Regions from separate parts of the Homo sapiens genome. Here all the other regions are linked to region 2. Evidence: read pairs that join two places in POLR2A ChIA-PET (ENCODE). Cell type or tissue: OCI-LY7. All regions are shown on one strand.

What was found. ChIA-PET counts read pairs that join two places held together with the same protein. Peaks named below come from ENCODE experiments on the same cell type or tissue, not always from the same donor. Only the 100,000 strongest peaks of a DNase experiment are listed, where the experiment ranks them.
Region 1: POLR2A ChIA-PET joins it to region 2 with 6 read pairs; 1 of 35 experiments calls an interaction of 5 or more read pairs at or near these places.
Region 3: POLR2A ChIA-PET joins it to region 2 with 5 read pairs; 2 of 35 experiments call an interaction of 5 or more read pairs at or near these places.

Annotation. Positions count from the first base shown.
Region 1 is chr2:65,296,477-65,304,476 of GRCh38, forward strand. No RefSeq gene overlaps it. Among named protein-coding and RNA genes, the nearest start is that of ACTR2, 73 kb to the left of the region's middle. RefSeq lists an enhancer at 4,354-4,463. In OCI-LY7, a CTCF peak has its summit at 4,576; DNase peaks (open chromatin) are centred at 4,775 and 5,735; H3K4me3 peaks cover 2,400 bases; H3K27ac peaks cover 3,017 bases.
Region 2 is chr2:64,096,424-64,104,423 of GRCh38, forward strand. PELI1 (pellino E3 ubiquitin protein ligase 1) reads right to left here. Exons shown (of 7, transcript NM_020651.4): 4 at 3,975-4,076; 5 at 1-187. Among named protein-coding and RNA genes, the nearest start is that of PELI1, 44 kb to the right of the region's middle. In OCI-LY7, no CTCF peak of the experiment used is centred here; DNase peaks (open chromatin) are centred at 4,428, 5,098, 5,416, 5,788 and 1 weaker place; H3K4me3 peaks cover 2,343 bases; H3K27ac peaks cover 8,000 bases.
Region 3 is chr2:64,182,501-64,190,500 of GRCh38, forward strand. It overlaps LINC00309 (long intergenic non-protein coding RNA 309), which reads right to left. Exons shown (of 6, transcript NR_033837.1): 5 at 6,517-6,632; 6 at 2,578-3,242. Among named protein-coding and RNA genes, the nearest start is that of LINC00309, 19 kb to the right of the region's middle. In OCI-LY7, no CTCF peak of the experiment used is centred here; a DNase peak (open chromatin) is centred at 4,381.

The DNA of each region.
Region 1 (8,000 bases), 1.2 Mb after region 2:
TGGGAGGAAGACCCAGGTCACCTTAGTCAGGAAGCAGGAATGCCGCAATGACCTGCCGCAGTGGAGATTTGTCCTCTTCTGTGTACAACATTTTTCAGTAAAGGGTACGGTGTCAGCTGGCAGCATTGCTGCAGCACTAATGAAGTTTAGGAAGTGCTTAGCTGAAAAGGGCATGGGTGGGGTAATTGAATTGGTGTCAGACACATAATGGCTTTGAGAGTCTTTTCTCCCTCATTTGATAAGAAGAGCCCTTTCCCTCACATCCTCCGTAAAAGCTCAAGGAGAAAAGGATGTTCACCCAGCTATACATCAATCCTGTCTATTGACTACGAGTTTTGGGAAATCATATGGAGAAGCATACTTTTTACGAAGGCTTTGGGGACTGTTAATAGCAGGCTGGGCAAAGCACAGGAAGAGGCTACGAATGAGTGTTTTCCACAGGACGCTGCCAGGTGATAAAATATTAAAACCATTACCAACACTCCCACTTCAAGGAATGGTCTTAATGATTCTGTCAGATATCTGGGTCCTGTGGTCAAATGGACAGTGAGCTTTTTGGGCCTCATCAAAAAATAGCTTACTGGGTGCCAGGTCCTGTGCTAAACGCTTACACGTTGTCTCCTTTCATCTTCACAACAACCCAAGAGGGAGGAGCTATTGTTATCCCCATTTCACATATGCAAAAACTGAGGCTTGCCCAAAACCACACAGTTCTGATGTGGCAAAGCTTGGCTTGAAATCTAAGATTGGGATTCCAAAGCCAATGCTTTCCTTCTTTACTTCCCTGATTAAAAAACGTAAAGGTGGCCTGGCGCGGTGGCTCATGCCTGTAACCCCAACACTTTGGGATGCGGAGGCAGGCGGATCACCTGTGGTCAGGAGATCAAGACCAGCCTGGCCAACATGGTGAAACCCTGTCTCTACTAAAAATACAAAAAAATTAGCTGGCCATGGTGGCGGGTGCCTATAATCCCAGCTACTTGGGAGGCTGAGGCAGGAGGATCGCTTGAACCCAGGAGGTGGAGTTTGAAGTGAGCTGAGACCATGCCATTACACTCCAGTCTGGGCAACAAGAAAGAAACTCCATCTCAAATAAATAAGTAAATAAATAAATAAATAACCTAAAGGAAAACAGACTACATCCATATACGGTTAAAAAGAAAAGTACAAGAGCTTACAATAAAAATTAACTCTCTGTCCCACCAGACCCAAGTCCAGAGGCAACTACCGTTACTGCTTCCTTGTTTACCTTCCGACTACAGAGAATACACACACAGATGTGTACACGATTGTGTCTACGTGTATATATATAAAATGGGTGTGCACTATCCACACTGTCTGCACCTTGCTTTTGGCACTTAACATTTCTCGGAAGACTTTAGCAAAACCTAACAAAGACAGCTGCCTGATTTTAATATGGCTGAATAATGGTTCGTCGTATAGATATAGAGGCGCTTAACCAGTCTGCTCCTTAGGGACATTTAGGATGTCTACATTTTTGCCATCAGCAATAATGCCGCAATGCGCATCTTCAGGGAAATGCCCCTGCACACGTGTGTGAGCAACGCTGTGCTTTTAATAACAAGAGCAAGATGATATCCCAGGACAGGTGGGTTCACTGTCCAGGTCACTAGCTCAGAGATTGCACTTGTAGCATCGCAAAGGCATTGAGGGTGGCACCAAGAAGGCCATGCAGGCCCTCGGCTTTGGGATATTCCATACGAACGACCCTCCAGGTTTGACAGATACAGACCTGGGCACCCCAGGGACATTTCTGAATGTAAACAAGAATATGGATAGCAGGGCTTCCTCTTTCCAGCCGCCATTTCATCACAGCACCCTTAGGGCAGCCAGGAACTGTAAAGGTTGTCTGTGAAGACTGCTGCCTGGGCAGATGGGGACCTTCATGCCTAGATCACCAAAGGAGGCATGGATCAAAGTCCAGAGAGTTGAAGTAGCTTGCCCAAGGTCACATAGAAGGTGGGGAGGACCTTGGCTCTAGCAGGCCTGCTCAACAGAGGTTTGTCTCGTCTCTGGTTGTTACTAAGGCTCAAGAAGATCTTGATGCCCTCTCTAGGCCCAGGGGAGTGGGTACAGTACCAATGAGTGATGCCTCCCCTGCTGGTAGCAGGCAGTGGTTAGTGTCCTTGTCACGATTTCTTTTTCTTTTTCTTTCTTTTTTTTTTTTTTTTTTAAGACGGAGTCTCACTCTGTCGCCCAGGCTGGAGTGCAGCGGCGCAATCTCAGCTCACTGCAAGCTCCGCTTCCCGGGTTCACGCCATTCTCCTGCCTCAGCCTCCTGAGTAGCTGGGACTACAGGCGCCCGCCACCGCGCCTGGCTAATTTTTTTTTTTTTTTTTTTGTATTTTTATTAGAGACGAGGTTTCACCGTGGTCTCAATCTCCTGACCTCGTGATCCGCCCGCCTTGGCCTCCCAAAGTGCTGGGATTACAGGCGTGAGCCACTGCGCCCAGCTTCTTTTTCTTTTTTTGAGAAGGAGTTTTTGTCTGTCGCCCAAGCTGGAGTGCAGTGGCATGATCTCAGCTCACCGCCACCTCCACCTCTTGGGTTCAAGCGATTCTCCTGCCTCAGCTTCTTGAGTAGCTGGGATTACAGGCGTCTGCCACCATGCCTGGCTAATTTTTGTATTTTTAGTAGAGATGGGGTTTCACCATGTTGGCCAGGCTGGTCTCAAACTCCTAACCTCAAATGGTCTGCCTGCCTTGGCCTCCCAAAGTGCTGGGATTACAGGCGTGAGCCACTGTAACCGGCCTCGTCACTATTTTATAAATTCCCACTATTTTTTTTATTAGTCAGGATAGTATATGGTGGTAACAAACAAACCTGAAATTGTACTGGCCTATTACCAAATTTATTTTTCACTTACTCATTCACCCCCGACTCAGGGAACTCCCCTGTCAGCTGTCCTCCCTATGGTGACTCAGTGACCCAATCTGCTTTCATCTTGTGGCTTGCCACCTCAATGTGTGGCCTCTAGAACTGCCCCGGGGGAGGGGCACATCGCTGGGACAGGGTATGGAGGATGCAGGCAGATCACACACTGACCCTCAAGTGTCTCACCCCGGTCACTTACAGCCCACTGGCCAGAATTATTCACGTGGCCACGCCTAACTGCAAGGGACTTGGAATGGCAGGGAGGGGTCTCCTGGATAGTCTTGAGCAGTATGTGTCTCTGCCAAGCTCCTAGGCTGGTGGGGCTGGCAAATACGGGCTGCTTTAAGCAGGGGAATGACCACAGGTCTGTGGGGAGGTTGTTAACAGTAGATTTGGGGACCAATATTAGCTTTTAGGTGCTACCCAATTGCTAATTCATCTGCAGGGGTCACTTATTTTTCCTAACCATCTTACTGTAGAATAAAACACACATACACAGAAAACCTCACAAAACAAATGTAGAGTTTAAGCTGAGTAAATAAATGCCTCCGAAGGCAAGAAGGAATTAATCGTTTTAGTTTTTGGACTCAGTGCTGTATTTTGCCATAGCATTTCTAACATAGCTTTGGAAAAGTGAAGTTTTGAATTTCAGAGGTATAATATTCCACTTTTAAACAGAGGGCTGTCTAACCTCGACAGCGAACTTGCAATCTGCCTGTGACCAAGGAGTGAGGAAGTCCTCCCCTCTCACAGTAAATGTTAGGTTGGAAGGTGGGGTTCCTGGGGCCGGCCAGCCAGTGGCCTGGGAAGCAGCTGAGAGCCTCTCCCCATTTTCCCTAACTGTGGACTTGGTTTCTGGATCATCCTGCTTCTTAGGCCCTGGTGCTTCAAGAGAAAGTTGAATTGGCCCCGAGAGGCCACCACACCCACCGTGTGGTCCCTCCTCCAGGCCAAGCTGCAGCCTGGAGGTCAGCCTGACCCTCGGGGACTCCCAGCTCTGGGCAGAAGCCTCATCGTCCCTGCCAAGGTATGTGTCAGCCTCAAGGCAGCACACAATGTTTTGGTAACTTGCAGAGGCTGAATCCTAGAAAGACCGCGTGTTCCTGGCCGCTGGACGCTGGCCTTGGTGATGCTCGCCCCCGTCCCGGAAGCCCGATGCACCTGCTGGGAGTCAGCACCGGGCCGGGCCTTCCAGCCAGCTCTGCCAGCACATATTTCTAGGCTCAAGTCAGACTTGGGAAAGCATGGCCCTCTCCTGGCTCCACATCCTGCTCCCCCTGCACCCATGGAGCAGCTGACCCAGTTTTTGGTAGAAAAATGAAAATCTTTACCAGTCAGATGAGAGGAGAGGAAGCAAATGCCACGCTGCCCTAATTTAGCCCAGACACAACCCTCCTTCTGAGGAAGGGATGAGGAGCTTGGGCCTTCTCACTCTCTCTTTTCAGAGCATTTGGAACAAACTCCCAAAATACCAGAGGCTGAGTGCAAACCTCCTTTGCTGTCATCAAGAGGGAGGATGAATCATGCAAAACACGCAATTTCTATCATCCCAAAATACTGCACATATACTTACATTTAGTGTCATTTTACATGTGCGAGGTATTTTTTTAAAAAATTCTTTTCTCTTTCACTCCTTTTTTTTTTTTTTGCTAAACCAAAAACACCAGCTGTAAAACCCACTGCTTCCTTCCCCGCCAAGTCTGCAGTGGCAGGAGGCGGCGGCAGCAGACAGCAGGGCCCCCTGTGCTCTGAGTCAGGCCTCCCTCTCAGTGGCTCCCTGCCTGCAAAACAAACTTAAAAGCTGGTGAATGGGACGTAGGGGCCCGCAAGCATGCAGGGAGGCCTAAAATATTTGCAGAGGCACACACTGTTCGCAGAATGAAAGGCCACTATGTAAATATCTGGGCCCCGGGTGAGGCGAGGCATTCTGAAAGTGGCTTTTCTGTTAGTCGCATCAAGCCAGCGAGGAAGCAAAGGCATTCATTCAAAAACATCACGCAGGAGCCACACCACAACTTCCTGGCCCCAGAGGGTAGACTCGAAAGGGACCACAGCCCTGAGGCCTGAGTTTCAACCTTTCTCCTTCGCTGCACGTTTCACAGGATGGTTCTGTGACAGCCGACAATGTCAGCTTTTAGGGATAGGCAGACAGGATTGATTTTCTCTCCTTTGGCAGGGAAAAGGCTTTTTTGGAAGACACTCAAAAGGCAACCATAGTTACTGATGGAGCATGGCAAGCATGAGACAGAGGCAGCTATTACCCAGGCTCGACAAAAGAGGAAAAAACGTGGGATGGATTTTGCAACAAGCCCCAAATGTTGATTCCAAGGACCCGAGGATGAGTGTAGAAGCGGAGCAGGCACACCTGACACCCCTCGCGGCATCCCCTTCAGATTCCCGGGAAGTCTCACAGAGACATGAAACCTGGCATCAGCTCCCTGACCAAGATGAGACCATGAACCAGTCAGAATGTTCACGAATCACATTGTCCTGGGGATGCATTTAGAACATTCTTGGATTTCACACCATTCATGTTGCCCCCTCTGAGCCAGAATGGGGCAGACAGCCCCAGGAAGGAAGGAAGGAAATAGTTTTGTTTCACTCAATCTCTGTCAGTGGATAGCCTTCCACTTGGGCAGGAATTATCGTCTAGGTCAGACAGAACCCAGTTTCATCTTCTCTATCCTCCTCTCTCCAAAGCAACAAAGACTGCAATTTCCAGCATACAACAAAGAGAGGGAGAGAGAGAGAGAGAGAGAGAGAGAGAGAGAGAGAGAGAGAGAGAGCGAGCACTAGCTGAAGACACACATCATCTTTTTCAGGTGTTTAATTGCTAGAGGAAGTATCTTCAACAGTGGTAGAAAGGGGAGGGTGCTAAGAGTGGCCGCTCAAAGAAGCGATGTAAACTACATTTGATTCTCTGGTTTAATCAGAGATTTTAAGAGCTGAGCAGAAGATCCAACTGTAGGCTGGCTCAGAAATACCCCAGATAATGCTCACCAGGCATGAACATCTGAGCTAGACGGGCATAGATCCACAAGCGGAAGCTGCCAGCACCCAACTGGGAGGCTTAGGACAAGGCATTTGCCTTGTCTGATGGCCAAGGTCAAGCCTGGATAGAGGGCTCTCCATGCAATGGAAAAAATACCAACAAGGGGCCAGAGAAAAGAGAGTAGAGCCTGAAGGGGAGAAAACTGCCCTCAAGGGCCAGAGGTAGCAGGTCTCTCTGAACATTACTACTCTACAAGAAACAGAGGCTCATCTTAGATGACTGCAATTTAGGGTCCTCTGAATGACACAAGAAGATATGGCTTCAACGGAACTGGCCTAAGAAGGAAGGGGAATGACAAAACAGTCTAAGACGAGATACAAAGGGAGCTGTCTAAAATAAGAAGGCAATACAAAGTAACCAAAAATAGAAGACCAGAGTCAAAGCTGCAGTTGAAGGGAATGAGAGCAGAATTGACTACAAAACAGCCTGTTAACCAAGAGAGGAAGAGGCCACACACTTTGTTCTCAGGATCTCTGTACACTCTTAAAAATTACTAAGGAGGCCGGGCACAGTGGCTCACGCCTATAATCCCAGTACTTTGGGAGGCCAAGGTGGGAGAGTTGCTTGAGCCCAGGAGTTTGAGGTTAGTGTGCTACGATTGCACCACTACACTCCAGTTGGGGAGACAGAGGGAGACCTTGCTTCAAAAAAAGAGAAAGAAATAACTACATTTGCCAAATAAAAAATATTTTAGAGAACAGAAATACTGGCTTATATTTTGAAAACCTTTAATTAATAGAAGACAGCTGGATTCTCATATCTGCTTCTGAGTTCAATCTGTTGTAATGTGTTGTTTTGATTGAAGTATATGAAGAAAACCTGACCTTAGACAGATATGTTGTTGGAAAAGGGAAGAGAGTTTAATAGTCTTTTGAGAGATCCTTGTAGGTAGTCTTCTTTGATACTCTGCCAAAACTCATAGGTAATAATTTCTTAAAGGTTAGTCGTGGGAGGTTGGGTGCAGTGGCTCATGCCTGTAATCCCAGCACTTTGGGAGGCCGAGGCAAGCAGATAACCTAGGGTCGGAAGTTCAAGACCAGCCTGGCCAACATGGCAAAACCCCTTGTCTACTAAAAATACAAAAATTAGCTGGGTGTGGTGGCAGGTGCCTGTAATCCCAGCTACTCGGGAGTCTGAGGCATGAGAATAGCTTGAATCCAGAAGGTGGAAGCTGCAGTGAGCTGAGATCGCACCACTGCACTCCAGCCTGGGTGACAAGAGCGAAACTCCGTCTCCAGGAAAAAGAAAGGTTAGTTGTGGAATCTAAAACCACATCACTTGGTTACATCAAAATTCATTATGGGGGCTGGGCGCAGTGGCTCACGCCTATAATCCCAGCACTTTGGGAGGCCAAGGCAGGAGGATCACTTCAGGTCAGGAGTTCGAGACCAGCCTGGGCAACATGGGGGAAACTCTGTTTCTACTAAAAACACAAAGATTAGCCAGGCATGGTGGTGTGTGCCTATAGTCCCAGCTACTTGGGATGCTCAGGCACGAGAGTCGCTTGAACCCGGGAGTCAGAGGCTGCAGTGACCCAAGATCACACCACTGCATTCCACAGCCTGGGCGGCAGAGTGACACTATCTCAAAAAAACAAAACAAAGCAAAACAAAACAAAACAAACAAAAAATACTAAAACAAAAACCCAACGTTCATTATGGGCCTTTCACTCTGAATGGATCTTTTACCCATGCGTGATTTTTTAACAGCAATACATTGGTCATTTGGAAGATATTGACTCTATTGCAGATCTGAAAGTTGACACATATCATTTTCATTATACAATATATATTTTAAAATCACATATCCTTTGCTCTTGTCTCCTAGGCTGGAGTGCAATGGCACGATCTTGGCTCACTGTAACCTCCGCTTCCTGGGTTCAAGCGATTCTCCTGCCTCAGCCTCCCGAGTAGCTGGGATTACAGGCACCCGCCACCACACCTGACTAACTTTTGTACTTTTAGTAGAGACGGGGTTTTGCCATGTTGGCCAGGCTGGTCTCGAACTCCTGACTTCGTGATCCGCCCACCTTGGCCTCCCAAAGTGCTGGGAT
Region 2 (8,000 bases):
TGTTTTTTGATGAGTCAAATCCTGCAGCATAAATCCGTGCTGTAAAGGGAGGATTCCGTTCACATATGATTCTGCAGGCAAATCTTGATATAGTGCTTTGTACTGACTGTGTATCAGAATTACTTTGACTTCCAGGAACCGTGTCAGTTACTACAAAATCAATGGGGCTTTCAGTCGACCGGCCAATCTGAGGGAAAAAAAAAAATACCTATAAACCCATTCAAAGAGCACAGTGGAAAATCCATTCAAGAAGGGCACAATAAGGAGAGAACATTAGGTCTCTGAAATTTCTAAAGTTGAAGTTTACCATACTTAACGCTGGGGGCATCTATACTCTTGAAAACTAATCAGTCAGACTGTCTCTGATGAAGTAATCACTTAGAGCATGGAATTAAATGAGAACTTACAATAATATACGAAACCCTTAGGGAATGAAGAATTCAGGAACGGCTGAGATTTCTAGATGGCTGCAGATTTTAATTTTAACCCTTTTGGATGGAAATATGTGTATCATGTAGTTTTTTTCTCTTTAGAGATATTTAAAGAGATATTCTACCTTATTTAACAGAATATAGTGAACATATATAAGTAAATCTTTTAGGATGACTGCAGAACATTACACTATAAATACCACTTACGTTAAGCTGAAATGCAGTGATGTCTTCAGGTGCTACAAGAGGTATACAAGGCTGCTGGTCCTTATGTCAAGGGCTTACACAGCCTTGCTTTGAGGTCTTATGTATACTTCATATATTTTCTTGTTTCTTTTCTGTCAGGTTGTCAGCTATCACTCCTTGTTTTTGGTCATGCTTGTTTCCAGCAACAAGCCCCTCTTTTAACTGGCTACTCTTACTCTGTTATGGGTTGAGAAATCAAATAACCTATTTCAGAGAAAAGTATTTCAAAAGGTTCTGGTGAGAGCCTAAGGGATCCTCTAGGGAGAATAGAAAAGGAATTTCACTACATCAACTTTGTGGCATTTATTTTATATATATACTCTTCCTGGTTCTTAGGGATATTTCAGAGAGACAAGGTTCCCAGATAAGAGTTCTGGATGAGTGAGGTGTCAGAGATTTAAAAATATCTTCAGAGGTACTAGCTAGTAAATAAGTTAATTTCATTTTGAAAGTTGAAAGAAAAAAGGAAATCAATGGGGAGATGACAAAAGTGACAAGTGTCACGGGGCTTTAAAGCAAACATTTGGAAATTATCAGTTCATGAATGTATTTGTTATAAAGTAGTACCATAAAATTGAAGAATGTGGGTACTGAGAAAAAATACTGACCCTCTACAAAGATAAAGACTCTTAAAAGTCATTCTTTACATATTTTAGCCTCAAGTTCCTCATATCGGCACACTTTCAGATAAACCTCTTTAGTGTTTTTGTCCAACTGTCAAGTATAAAGTCTTTTTATTTAGATTGGATAGTTTTAGAGGGAAACTAGTTAACAAATATAAGATTGGATATTCCTTTTCTTTATTCTTAAAAATAAAGATACCTTAAATGGCCTCAGATCTTTGAAACAAAAAATATTCCCCCAAATAAAAAGGCTCTTTAAAAGCTAAAAGATATAGGCCAAGGATTGAACTAATATTCAGAATCAACAGAAGTAGCACTTATTTGGAAAGAGACTGTTCCAGAGAGCTGACATTTCAACTGGGTCTTGGAAGAGAATATTTAAGACACTGAAGCAATATTTGTAATGACAATGAGAAGGAAGAAACTTAAGTATCTATAAAGAGAAAAAAACCACCATGAATGTGATCAGATGCCAAAATATGATTGTTAATAATTCTTCCCCTGCTATTATTAGCATTAAAAATACAGCTCTTTTGTTACTCTCCCTTACCCTCATGAGAAAACTCAATGGTTCCTTATAGCTTATCCAAAATTTGTAGTTTATTATTTCTGATAATAGTTAGAAACTGACTCAAGATTTGCCTCCCATCTACCAATCCAGCCGAATTTCCTGCTATTTGTGTATACAAGCTACAACAGCTTATTCGTCAATCTTTCACCACACTGTGTACTACTTCTTTGCTTCTTTGCCATCTCTTTTGCTAGAATGCTTTTCTACCGGTTGCTGGCAAAAATCCTACTTAACCTGATAAAAAGATCTACATGAAAAGGCACCAGTGTAAAGTCTTTTCTCCATCCTTCTTCAACACAATCAATGTGCTTAAGATTTACAGGGTCAGTACAGCACCTAGGCATGTAATCAGCTTGTAATGTCTCCCTTATGTACTTCATAGTGACAAACAAGGCATAGAGTTGGAGTTGGAATATCTGATGACTTGAACAATAAATGTTCTTGTTCAGTTTACAGGGTAGACAATCCTAGAATGTTTCCAGTACAATTCCTCAAAGACTGGCTAGTTTATCAAGGTAGTTTCTGATACATCACAGTCTTTTTGATGCAGAAATGTTTGGATTTTCCAAAGGTATAATACCTGTAGAAAGGGCATAATCAGTTTATGATACTGGGGAAAATTCTCTACTTTATGAAAAAGACAAAACCCAAACTGTTAAAACTTATTCAAGGGCCTTCATTAGATGGTGAAGACATTGTTTCAGAATTCAGGATGCCTGGTTTAATTTCAGTTTTGCCCCCAAGTAACTCTATCATCTTTAACTCACAAGATTTCAGTTAACCTCATCTACAAAAGATAAGCGGTAAACAAATAAATATAACGTACTTTCTGAAGCTAAAATTCTAGCCTGTGACCAAATATCTTGGAGATACACACACACACACACACACACACACACACACACACATATATATTTATCTATATTTTATTAAAGAGACGAAGTCTCACTATGTTGCCCAGGCTGGCCTCAAGCTATCCTCCCACCTCAGCCCCCTGAGTAACTGAGACTACAGGCCTAGTAGCATCTTGATTTTAAAAAAAAGCTAAGCTCATTCATTTTCACTGCTTGTCAGTGAAACAAAATGTGAAAAATCATCCTAAAGCTTTGTGTTCGGTTTTTCTTGGATCTAAACATTAATCTTCCTTAAAGATCTTATTTATTTTTGGTAAAAGTGAGGAAAACATAATAAATGCCCACATTCTAATATTAACTAGAGAAAAGAAATTCAGTATCTCATCTCATTAAAAGGGTTGGGCAGAGGGAGTGGCTTCAAAGAAATATTTCACTATTGACTGAAATTAAATATATTTCCAGGTCTTTTCACTTTTATTTGCCTTGTAAAATAAAGAAAAATGGAAGTCAATGTGACAATAATTATAAAAGCAACATTATCAGGCAATTTATGTTGTACTTAAGTTTGTTTTTAAAAAGCCTAAGCTTCAGAGAGCTCAATATTAAGGGAGAAGATCAAGGATTCTATTTACATCTTTGGAACTGACTGTCCTAAAATCTATCAGTTTATAAAATATCAGCACTGGATTGGTACAAAAAGTAAGAGAAAAATACTTTTATTGCATGAGTAGCATTGACCAAATACATGCTGAGAAAAAGGTTTGATTTCACATAGATAATACAAATAGTTAGCAAGTGCCTGGATTGTTTATTGTCTAGAGAGGAAGGTGGGAGGTAGTGGTAGAAAAAGTCATAAATGTATGCAGAGTATTTACTGTTTTCTTTTTTGGATAATAGCTACTATTCACTAAGTGTTTTTACTAAGTGCCTGGCACAGTGCTGAGTACTCTACATGTACTAGATCATTTAAGCCTCTTAACAGTCATAGGGGAGAGTCTATTATCTGCACTTTACAGAGGAGGAAACTGAGGCATATAATGGTTATGTAATATTTACCAGTAATTCTTATTCTGGAGCCCATCTCAACCATGCTAGATTGACTTCTATTTATAAGGGTTAGCAATCAATCTATATTTTAATAAAATACAATATAAAAATCTGATAATCCTCTGACCTCAGCAAAAGTCACCAACAATAGATTTTTAACTTTTTCGTTTCTTAAGAAAAAAAATTTAAGATGTTGTAATACCTGAAACATATCGGTGTTGCTGTCATGAGTATATTCAACCACCACAGTCTGGGCCCGAGATAAAGTATATGATATGCTATGCTGGTCTTTGTTGCTTATTGCCTAAGAATGAAAAAGTTAATAGCAAAAATTAGTAGGCAGGTCAATCCAATCAGATAATCTTTTCATTAAAAAAAGGGAAAACTATTTATCAAATACATGACATATTTATACATTTTCCCCCTGAAATTTAGAGAGGTTAATAACTCCTGTCAGCTGTGACAGTAGTTTCTCGGGTTGAATGGGGTACTGAAGAATATTTAGAAGCAGTTACAGAATAAAAACATAACTTTCTTTCTTTTTTTTTAAAGACAGAGTCTTGCTCTGTTGCCTAGGCTGGAGTGCAGTGGTGCAATCTCGGTTCACTGCAACCGCCGCCTCCCAGGTTCAAGTGGTTCTCCTACCTCAGCCTCCCAAGCAGCTGGGACTACAGGTGCACGCTGCCACGCCTGGCTAATTTTTTTTGTATTTTTAGTAGAGACGGCATTTCACCATGTTGCCCAGGCTGGTCTTGAACTCCTGAGCTAAGGCAATCCGCCTGCCTCAGCCTCCCAAAGTGCTAGGATTATAGGCGTGAGCCACTGCGCCCGGCCCATAATTTTCTTTTATCAAACCACTAGACTCCCTTATTAAGTATTTTAAATTATAATCAAAACCAAATCCCACATAAAAACAGAAAACAATAGTACTGCTCTGATAAGAAAATCTTGCAAAATAAGAGGAATCTTATTTTTGAAGTCATTCAGAGAGCTATAAAGTTCACTCATAAGCCAAGTTAACTGGTTTTCTAACCATTTTGTGACTCTACAGATGACAAATGTTGGCCATATGCTGGGTGAGATACAGAAAAATGCATTTGGGATTTGGTCCCAGGAGATAAAAGAAAAAAATTTAAAAAAAAAAAACAAAAGAAACATTCATAGAATGATTAAACATTACCAAAGGAAAGGGATGTAATGCTTATGACTGTACTTCTGATTTATCTCAAACTAAAAACATTGCTAAAAAGAACTTTTCAGTTTTGTTTTCAAGTGTTTTCTATGTATATGAGTTGAAGATAATATCAAAGGAGGGGAAAAATCTAGTCATCACACAAAGGAAGTAGAAATGGGCTGCATAAAACAGACACAAAGAAGAGAATAATTATATACAGCAAAGAAGCTAAATGAAAAAATCCTTCTTAATTAGAAGTTTGGCATCATAAGCTTTTACTTGGTTTCAATTTGCAACTAATCTGTAATAGATAAAGCCTTAAAACAACAGCTTTAAGACTGTCAAATTTCCAAATATACAAAGAGAATACAGAAATACCCTATTTCCAAATATAGAAGAGATTATACTAACGACTCAGCTTTATCAAAGCTTAATACTGCCACTTTTGCTTCTGATTTTTTTTTTTTTTTTTTTTGGAGACAGAGTCTCGCTCTGTCGCCTAGGTTGCAGTGCAGTGGTGCTATCTCGGCTCACTGTAACCTCCGCCTCCCAGGTTCAAGTGATTCTCCTGCTTCAGCCTCCTGAGTAGCTGGGATTACAGGTGCATGCCACCACGCCCGGCTAATTTTTTATTTTTAGTAGAGACGGGGTTTTGCCATGTTGGCCAGGCTGGTCTCGAACTCCTGACCTCGTGATCCACCCACCTCGGCCTCCCAAAGTGCTGGGATTACAGGCGTGAGCCATTGTGCCTGGCCTGCGTCTGATTTTTTTAAGGAATTAAACTACAGATACAATTGAGGCTGCCTACATGTCTCTCCCAGTTCCCTTTTCTCTACAGAGGTATCCAACCTCAAGAATGCAGTGTAGATCATTTACATGCATGTTTTACATATTTCTTTCTACACATTTAGGTATTCATATATACTATATAATTGTTTTACAAGTTTTAAACATATATATACATATATATATACACACGCACACACACATATACATATATATATGTTTAAGAGACCAGGTTTCGCTATGTGGCAGAGGCTGAAGTGCAGTGGCTATTTACAGGCAGGAAAATGGCACACTACAGCTTTAAACTCCTGTGCTCAAGTGATCTTCCTGCCTCTGCCTCCCAAGGAGCTGGGACTAACAGGCATGTGCCACTGTGCCCCGTTAAACAGCTCACTTTTCAATGAAACAATTACTCAGTATTTTGAAAATTAATTCTTAGTGGCTAAAGAGATTTTAAAACATTGGTTTTTATGTGCTTTGAAATTGTAATCTTTGTTTGTTAGTTATTAAACCTACTCTAAGACTGAGAATAAAAACTATGTCAAGTTACGTTTGAGTCTCACTGGCCTAGAACGCAGGGTTTTAACTACTCATCCCAGATGACTGCCAGACTAAATGCTTAATTTTCATCATGACCTCACAAATACATTCCTCCAAAATTTAAAGAGGAGGAGTCAATCTTTTTTTTTTTTTTTTTTTTAAACTGAGACAGGGTCTCACTCTGTCACTCAGGCTGCAGTACAGTGGCATGATCTCAGCTCACTGCAGCCTCTGCCTCCCGGGCTCAAGTGATCCTCCCACTTCAGCCTGCCAAGTAGCTGGGACTTCGGGGCATGCCACCACGCTTGGCTAATTTTTTGTATTTTTGGTGGAGATGGAGTTTCACCATGTTGCCCAGGCTGGTCTCGAACTCCCGAGCTCAAGTGATCCGCCCACCTTGGCCTCTCAAGTGCTGGGATTATAGGTGTGAGCTACCGCACCCAGCCAAGAGTCAATCTGTGATCCCTAAGATTCTTATTGCCTAGTAAAGATGAAAGATGAAAAAGAGATAACAATGAAAACATGAGGGCATGGCAGAGTAAAATAGGAAGAAAAGTACAGAATATGGTATTACAGAGGCAGGGATTAGAAATATTTTCCCTGATAGTGGTTTTCAACCAGAGGTAGTATTAGCAGTCTAAGGGGCATCTGAAAATATGCTGTGCATTTTTTGGCTGTTACGAGGATTTGCAGGCTCAAATGGCATTTTGTGGGTGAAGGACCTATAAATGTCCTGTAGTATGTGGGAAAGTACTGAACAATGAAAAAGTGGCATACCCAAAATGTCAAGAGCACTCCGGGGGGAGCTACTGTAAGAAGCTCCTCAGATTCAATCAATCTGAGGTTTACTTCCACCACCTGCTTAGTATATTCCTTCTCGCCAAAGGAGCAAAAAGAAACTGTCCCTTTTCTGCACCAACTGGCTCCCAAATAGTAACAGAGGAGTCCTAGTCAAGGCCTAAGGATTCTTTCACAAATCAAACTGGATATAAAACAAAGCTGAAAAGCCAATTACCTTCAGACACTGAAGCTGCAACCTAAAACCACATCATATGCCAATTTTTCTGTCTCTTGTTTATTTAATTTACAAAGATATGCTTCAGATGGTATAATATTAATGTACATCCTAGGGCTACTTAGCTAAAGATACAGGTACTTCCAGGAGTCAAAGAACTCTTTCTAATTTTTCTTATTTGCTCATTACAATATTAAATTCTTTGTAACACAAAGTCAGTGTTATAAAATTGGAGGCAGATGAATTCACAGAAAATATAAAGATGTGAAATTCCCCCTCCTTGTCTGTCACTCTAGGAAAAGCCCAAGTATCCTGAAATGGTGGTCCAGCTTCTGGAAATTTTGTTAGAAGAATACAAGGGGGCTAGAAGCATGAAATAGGCTAGGGGGTTGAGAAGTTATATTGTAGATGCAGTTGGATATTGCCTTCATAGCTTTGATTCAACTTAATAATTATTGAGGTCTACTTTGTGCAAGGTACTATGCTCAAATATATGAAGTTATAAACCAAAAATGAATACAACCAATACAAAGAATCTTAAGTAAAGACCCTTAGTTTAAAAATTACCTCATCCAAATGTGCTTCTAATACCTGAATACACATATTATACATCACATTCTTCATCCAGTCCAGGGAGACCCCTCTAGTAACAGAGTGGGAACTTCCCACTTCTCAGGGCAGACAGCTGCATAATTCTAAGTACTAGATAAAGC
Region 3 (8,000 bases), 86 kb after region 2:
AACAATGGAGGACTGGATAAAGATGAGGTGTAGATGCACCATGGAATAAAGTTATAAAGAAAAATGAAATCATGTCTTTTGCAGCAATATGGATGGAACTGGAGGCCATTATCCTAAGTGAAATAACTCAGAAACAGAAGGTCATATACCACCTGTTCTCACTTGCACGTGGAAGCTAAACAGTGGGTGCACATGAACATACAGAGTGGAATAACAAACACTGGAGACCCCAAAATGTGGGAAGGTGGGAGAGGGGTGAGGGTTGAAAATGTACTAAGAGCCCAGACTTCACCACTATGTACTATATACATGTAAGAAATCTGCACCTGTACCTCCTAAATGTATGAAAATAACATTTTTTAAAAAGAATTAAGTTTCTATGGCATATTTCTGATCACAGAAACATCACCAGACTTATAAATAAAGACCCTAAACACTTATAATATTAAACACTGAAATAAACGTGAGTTATACCTACATTTAAGGAAGATTAATATAAACAGGATAATTACCCAATTTTGGTGAATCACTGAGTGATGGTAGGCATAAAGGTAGTGGGTTAAATCAAAGAATAAATGTTTGCAAAGTACAAATCATAAGGAGCATCTTCTCCCACCAATACGGTTCAAAATCAAACAAGGACAAATCTGGTAGGCTTGCTAAGTGCTTTTGTGCTGCATCATTTATTGTTGTGCATTTGTGTGATTATTGAACACTTTTCAGATTTTTATTTTATAATAACTTGTATTCATTCATTCATTTTCCAACCTGCATATTCCAGTTCAGGGTCACAGGTGACTGGAGCGTATGTCAGCACCTCAGAGCACAGAGATGGAAACCAGCCCTGGACAGGACACCATCCCATCACAGAGTGCATCACACTCCAATACTCATTCATATGGGGACCATTTAGATGCACCCGTTTACCTAATGTGCACATCTTGGGATGTGGGAGGAAAGTTGAGTAGGAGTTCCCAGAGAAAACCCATGCAGACATGGGGAGAATATGCAGATGCCACACAGACAGGGGCCCTGGCGCAGAGGCCATTTTTTCTTTCTCATCAACGTTATAACAATGTTGAACGAAACAGCATTATCCGGGGACTTGCTGCATTTTAAAACAAATTCGTGAATAGTTTACAGATGGATGGAGCAATTAATAGAGGAGGCCACTTTTCCCCCAAAGCCTTCTTTGATCCTTTGCTCCCCAGTAGGAAGTAACGGCCACCCTTGAGACTCCCCATCATTTTCTCCCTATTTTTCTTCTAGCACCTACCGTTGTTTCTTGCCTGGAATTATACGTCTTTTTGTATATCTCTCTTTCCTATTGAACCCTAAGCTCCTTGAAGGCAGGCTCCATGACTAACTCATACAGCATTCAATAAATATTTATTGAATGAAGACAGGAATATATAAAGATGGGTTACAATGATTGAAATCCAAATTTAGATCAAGACAGATCCATACCCAGCACTGGGAATCTCTTTTTTCTGTGATTTGATCTGGCTTCTGTTTACAGATCTTAATTGAGTACAGACTTTGAGTTTCTTCCAAATGCCAATAAAACCTTTAGACAAAATATGTTTATCTCGAATTGAATAAAGAACTAAATATGGCAGAAGATATATTTGTTATTTATGATAATATAAAAGAAGCAGTTTCATGTAGCTATGTATTAAAGGACACAAACTTGAAAATGGAAATCTCTATTTTTGCATGAAATAGTAAAAGAAATTTGGAAAGGATGAACTTCCATGTAAAAATGAACTTTAGGGTCAGGCAGACCTGGTTGCAAATTCCAGCCCTGTCACTTTGCTATATGACCTTGAATAAGTTACTCAGCCTCTCTGATCCTTACTTTCCTAATCCATAAAAATGGGAAGAGTTTTTCCTTGTTTCTCAGGATTGTGAAGGATTAAATGAGGTAGCATATGTGAGACCACCCAGCACTGTCTCTCATGTAAAGTTGGTCCTCCCACGTGTTGGTAATAATTCTAACAACCACTTATTCAGAGCTTACTATGTGCTGGCACTGGATTAAGCAGGATACAAGTATTATTTTAATTAGTCCTCACAGTAACTTTGAGGATGGTGTTAATATTTTCATTTTGCTCATGAGGAAACTGAGGTCTAGAAAATTAAGTAACTTGCTCAAGGTCACGCAGCTAGTTAGAGCTAGGGCTCTAGAAGACTTGATCCTGAGTCTTTATGACATGGAAGTGGAATTCTTGTTCCTACTGTGCTGCCTAACTTTCTTTCATTATAATTTCTTTGAAACTGGCTGGCACGGTGGCTCTAATACTTGTAATCCCAGCACTTGGGAGGCTGAGGCGGGTGGATTGCCTGAGCTCAGGAGTTTGAGACCAGCCTGGGCAACATGGCAAGACCCTGTCTCTATTTAAAAAAAATTTTTTTGTTGTTGAAACTTTGCATAGAAAAGGACTTAAAACTCTAGGGAAAATGTCTTTCAATCACTCACTGCTGTTGCAATCATATATAACAGAATCTGAGAAATATGCAACTTTGAGTATTTGGGAGTTTTTGAAACGGGGAGAGTAAATAGTATTAGAATGAATGTTTGAAGACCATATTCATTTTTATTTTAAACACTTATAGGAATAGTGATTTGGTAGAAAATTAATACATTTAATCAAGGCATGCAGAATGTACAGAGACTTTTTTTGTAACACTCATTACAGTGATGTAGTGGGAAAATATTCCTAAAGGCACAACTCAACTTCCAGAAGACATCTATAGCAATAGCAGCATCAAAAATGTATACAATTTATAAAATTTGGAAAATTTTCTGAAGATCTTAAGTAAAAAATTTAATATTAGTAAAGTTTTAGAAAGTATTTAGAAAATTTAATATTAGTAAAGTTTTTAGTAAAGTTTTTTAGAATAAATATAGAATAGGTGTTTGTTGGACTACATGAAGGATGAGGCATAAAATGCCCAATATATTCAGTCATTCAGAATCTGAGGCAGTATCCAGGGCTTAATTAGGAGTTCTGAAATTTCTTAAATCTATTAGTTCCATTAGTTATCCCAACACAAATGTCTAGAAAAGCTTCTACTAAAATATTCAGTTTGATTGTTGGAAGCTGTCATTACTGTTCTCTTTGAATGAAAATATTTAAAGGATTTGTTCTAGAAAATGCAATCCAGCCTGGAACTCTGTCTTCAAGGTGGGACTGACATGGCTAGTCCCTACAAGCTTCCATGATCCAAGTACAGATTTACTGTAGTAAAGAAAAATCTGAGTCAAATGTCTGAAGAACAGGGTGTGATTTAGCTAAAAGTGCCAATTTTGTTACAGCATGTTTGGAAAAGTTGCCCCCGAACCGGCTGTCATGAGTATTTCTTACATTAAAATAATTCCCACTGAACTTTTTGAAAGTAAATAGCTGGTATCCAAGAATCTCCCAAAATAAGCCATTGGAAAGTCTCATGAGGACAGGAATCTTTGTCTCTGGCTCTCACCATAAACCCATGTTGACTGTGAAATGAGAGGGAAATTATCTCTGCCACGGTTCAGCCATACCAGGAGTCTGGCTTTGTGTTTGTTCTTACATTTGAAAACTTTTCCTTAACAAGCTCTCAAATTCCTGGATGTTACATGAAACATTCTTCAAATAAGTTTTGGATGATAACCTTGATATGATCTAAGTTGTATGCAGCAAATATAAATCTCCAATATTATTATTGCATCTCCTAAAACTTCCCATGGATTTGAACTCTGGCAGAGATAAAGCAGACCCCAAAATGGTCTCAACTAGACAAATGTTGAATAGAACAATTGCTGCCTCCAGTTGCTCTTGACACAAGTATTTGGTGGGGTGGGGAGGAGGACAGGGTGTTGTTTGCTATTCATGCACAGGCTCTTTTCTTTTTCATTCTGCAGACAATGATAACTAATTAATACTGCAGGGTCCTCAAGGTAGGACACATGGGTCAGTTCCTCTGTACCTGGACTTCTAATCATCTCAGATAAGGAGAAAGAGGAAGGAGCAGTAGCCACCTGCCTTTAGTAGAAATGTTGCTTGGTTTTCTGGCAGGGCTCTGCCATTCCACTTTGGCTTGGGTATGGGGTGGGCAACTTCTCACCAAGAGGTCCTCAGGAAGAGAAAGTCTTGGGAGGAGGGGCAGCATGATAGATGAAACATCAGGTTGAAAAAGTCCAAGTATGTTCATCCTTGGTCTCATCTTTAATGTAAGCAGTTGAGAAATTAAGTTGCTCCTGCTGTGTTAGAGTGTCTCAGTTTCCCCAAATTTAGCCATCAGCAGAGAGCACATGTACATCCTAGGGGCTGCTGCTTGCAGCAGAAGATAATGCTTTTGCATGCATCTCTAAGCACAGCGTGAAATGAGTCCCTAGTGGGAGGAAGCATGACCAATGAGTGTCAGATGTTCAGGCTTTCTGTGTGACTCCAGTCAGGGGCAGGGCTGTGGGTAGGTTAAGACAGGGTTTAGGGAAAGAAAGGAATTTGAAGGCAACCAGAGCTCCAGCTTAACCAACCCCACAGTATAAAATGCATAAAGAGGCAAGTGGGAAGGAGGATGAAAGGGAGGCAGTGGGATAAAAGAGTGGGGGTTGGGGGTGGGGAAGATCTTTCCAAGCCATATATGAGAGCTCTTGTTTACTGGCCTGACCACTCACCAGCAGGGTGACCTTGGGCATGTTACTTAACTTTTCGGGGCCTCACTTTCCTCATTTGTATAATGAGGATGATAAGTCTACTTAGGTCATCAGATTTTTAATGAAGTCCAAATGAATACATGTAAAACATTCAGGTCTGTGCCTGGCAAATAGTAAGTGTTCAATAAACATTAGCCTTTAGTATCTGTGGCTCAGGCTTGCTCTTATGATGTGGTTTCATTAGTTTACCTACAGTTTGTACTAAAAGAAGGCTCTTTTGGAACATGCAGAGAGTGTTTTGCAATACCCAGAGAGGCTCTAGTGGGTATTACTTCATAGTTTGAATAAAATGTATGCTTGTTCAGGGAAAGCTTGGAGATCCTTAAGAAATGTCTTTAAGAAGGATTACACCTGCCACTAAGTGTAAATTATTTGTCTAATTCAGTGTTTCAAATAAAAAAAAAAACAATAGAAGAAAAGACTTTCCTTACATATGTACTCACTTGATAATATAATAGGACACTTAGGGTCTCCCTCTCTGATTTGCTCAAAAATAAAAAGGCAATTAAAGAACTTTACAAAACATTCAGTTTCAAAAAGAAAAAAAAAAACAACACTGAGGCTGTGCATATCTTGAGAGCAGTTCCTTTCTTCTGCAGGAATGCCTTCTCATTAGCTCTTAGTTCAGCCTGCATCTGGGAGTTGGGAGGGTGTTGGTTTGAAACAGACCTCTCTGTACAAATCTGCAAAGAGAGATGATCTAAAAACCCACCAGAAGGAGAAAGATGCTATGAGCTTCCAAATAACTACACGGTCAAGAACTCATAGGACCTGAAATTTGACATGTGATCAAGGCCAGCACAGGCTTTTGAGAAACACAGACAAAAGTTATTGTAAAGGTGATACATTAACTGGTTCAGTAAGAGACGGAGGGCAATACCATTTAAAAAATGTATTTTGGATTTATTAAATCATAAGGGAGTGAAGACTTACTTCCTTATGAGATAGCTAACCTGTTTAGGGTTAATCTTAGGTGTCTCCTTGCCAGAGTAGTCAAAAGAGTTGGTACAAGGTCATTTTAGATATAAACCAGAAATAGCATGGAGGCATAATTATTATATCAAAAATACAAATCACAGCAAACAAATTTTTCTAGAGACTCAGTTATGGTTTTGGTCAGGAAAAGAATCGTTGGCGTATTTTCACTGGAGTCTAGCTTCATAGGGTAACCTAGGGGCAGGACTAGTACTGAAGTTACTGGAAAGTCACTGTTATTTGGTGTTTCTTCTAAAGTCTGTCATTAATATGTCTCTGACAGAAATTAACTCTGCAAAAAGCGCTGTGGAGAACCTGGGTTTTAATCTAGGGTTTTGCAAGTTCATGCACCTGGCAGTGGCCTAAGGCGCAGAAGGACCAAACTGAGGTGGGTTGTTATTAAATTGTTTGCATTCAACCTTAGTTTTCTTCTTATTAAAAATGTTTTCAGGGCAAATAATTGCTAATGCTTCATAAATAGAAAAAAAAATAAAGTTACAAATCAAATTGCTGTAGTTCATAAGGAAGGAGAGAATTAAAAAGAAAAAGAAGTTGAACTCTTCATTTGAAAGTTTAGAGTCAGAACCTGGGAGCTTGGATCTTGCCATCAGTGACAGTGTGATCCTGAATAGATATGTTAGCTTCCCTACATAGGAAGCTGAGTAAGTAACAATCTTTCTGCTACACATTAGGAATACTTTGTGAACATTTCTACTGTGTTTACACAACACAAAATAAAGTGATTGCTGATTATTTAGTTTAGGTGATCGGTGAAGTTGGCAGAATCAGCCAAGACAAGCCTGAGATTCATTGTCCTTGACTTGTCTGCCTTGATTACTTACATGGGTCTTAATTAGCCAACAGATTGCAGACTTCCTTTCACTTTGTGCTCAGCAAATTTGACAGCAGAGTTGTTTTCCTCCCTAGTGGAAACGAGCAATATTTATATTGCTAGGGTCTAAAAGAAAATTTTTAAAGATGATTAAAAAACTAGAGAGTGGGAAATTTTAGTTTACTGAAACTCTGCTTTCTTGTTCCTTTCTCCCAAAGCGTACCTCCTCATTTCCTTGAGTCACCTGTTTCACTTCTAAACCAATGACTCTCAAATTTGAGGGAGGATCAGACTCACCTGGAGGCTGGGCCCCACCCCTAGAGTTTCTGATTCAGCGGGTCTGGGGTGGGACCTGAGAATTTGCATTTCCGACAAGTTCCCAGTGATGCCGCCGCTGCTGCTGGTCCAGGCACCACAGTTCAAGACCCACAGACGGAACTGGCCTCCTGTCAGTTTCTGAATCGCCCCCGTGGCCGTGGATCCACCCACAGCCTTCATCTCTGCCTTGGGCTCTTGCTTCCTTCACTGCCTGTCTCCACGTGGATCCCAGGCCTCCCTGGGAGCTCCCAGCTGGGAGGTAAGGTGCAGGAGGCCTAATTCCCCACACCCCCTCAAACACATAACTTATATGTTTTTAAATGAAAGGATAGAGAACAAAAGGGAATTACAAGCAGGAGTGAATAATTTGAAGCTGAAACTAAATATAATTGCTCTGGAACACTGTTCCTCAACCTTTTTTTTTTCCTTATCACCCTTCCCCCAAAGGAGACCTTTAGACATTTTTTTTTCCTAATTGTACTCCACCCCAACCTTTACTCCACTCATGAAATTTAAACTCCACAGATACACTGTATATTTGCTTATTTACTGTGGCCATTGGGAAGGCCACAAGCCATTATAATATCTAAGATTTTGTTCATCCACTGAGAACCAATATTTGCCCCCTTGGAGATGATAACATTCCTATTGACAAATGCATTTTCTAGTCTAGCAAGGTAAAATCAGTAAACAATGGGAACTGTTCATGGGTTCCTCTGTAGGCACACTGCCCTTCTCAACCTTGCTCCAATGTTACCAAGGCTTCTCTTGCCTCTTCTGTCTGAGAATGGCCTATTCTTCAATTTTCTTAGTGCTGCTTCTCTGCTGCTCTAGTTTTTAGAAAAACTCCATCCCATTCTTTTACCCTCAGGTCTAGAAAGTGATAGAGGAAGAATAAAGCCACCTAAGAGATCTACAACTCTCTGTTTTCCTTCTTAGTTCCTTACCAACTGACTTCAGGGATGAAACTCTGCCAAAGAGGGAAATTATATTAAAATCAGTACCAGATGCTTTCCTCCTTTTGTCTGACCAGGTAGTCTAATGATACCACAACAGCATTGCCCGAGGTCTGAGTTATTCAATCAAGAATAGCCCCATAGGGACTTTATCAGGACAGTCAATGGGAACCTCCAACCCTTCAGGAAAGGTCCCCTCAAGGTTTCTTCACTGCCGAGA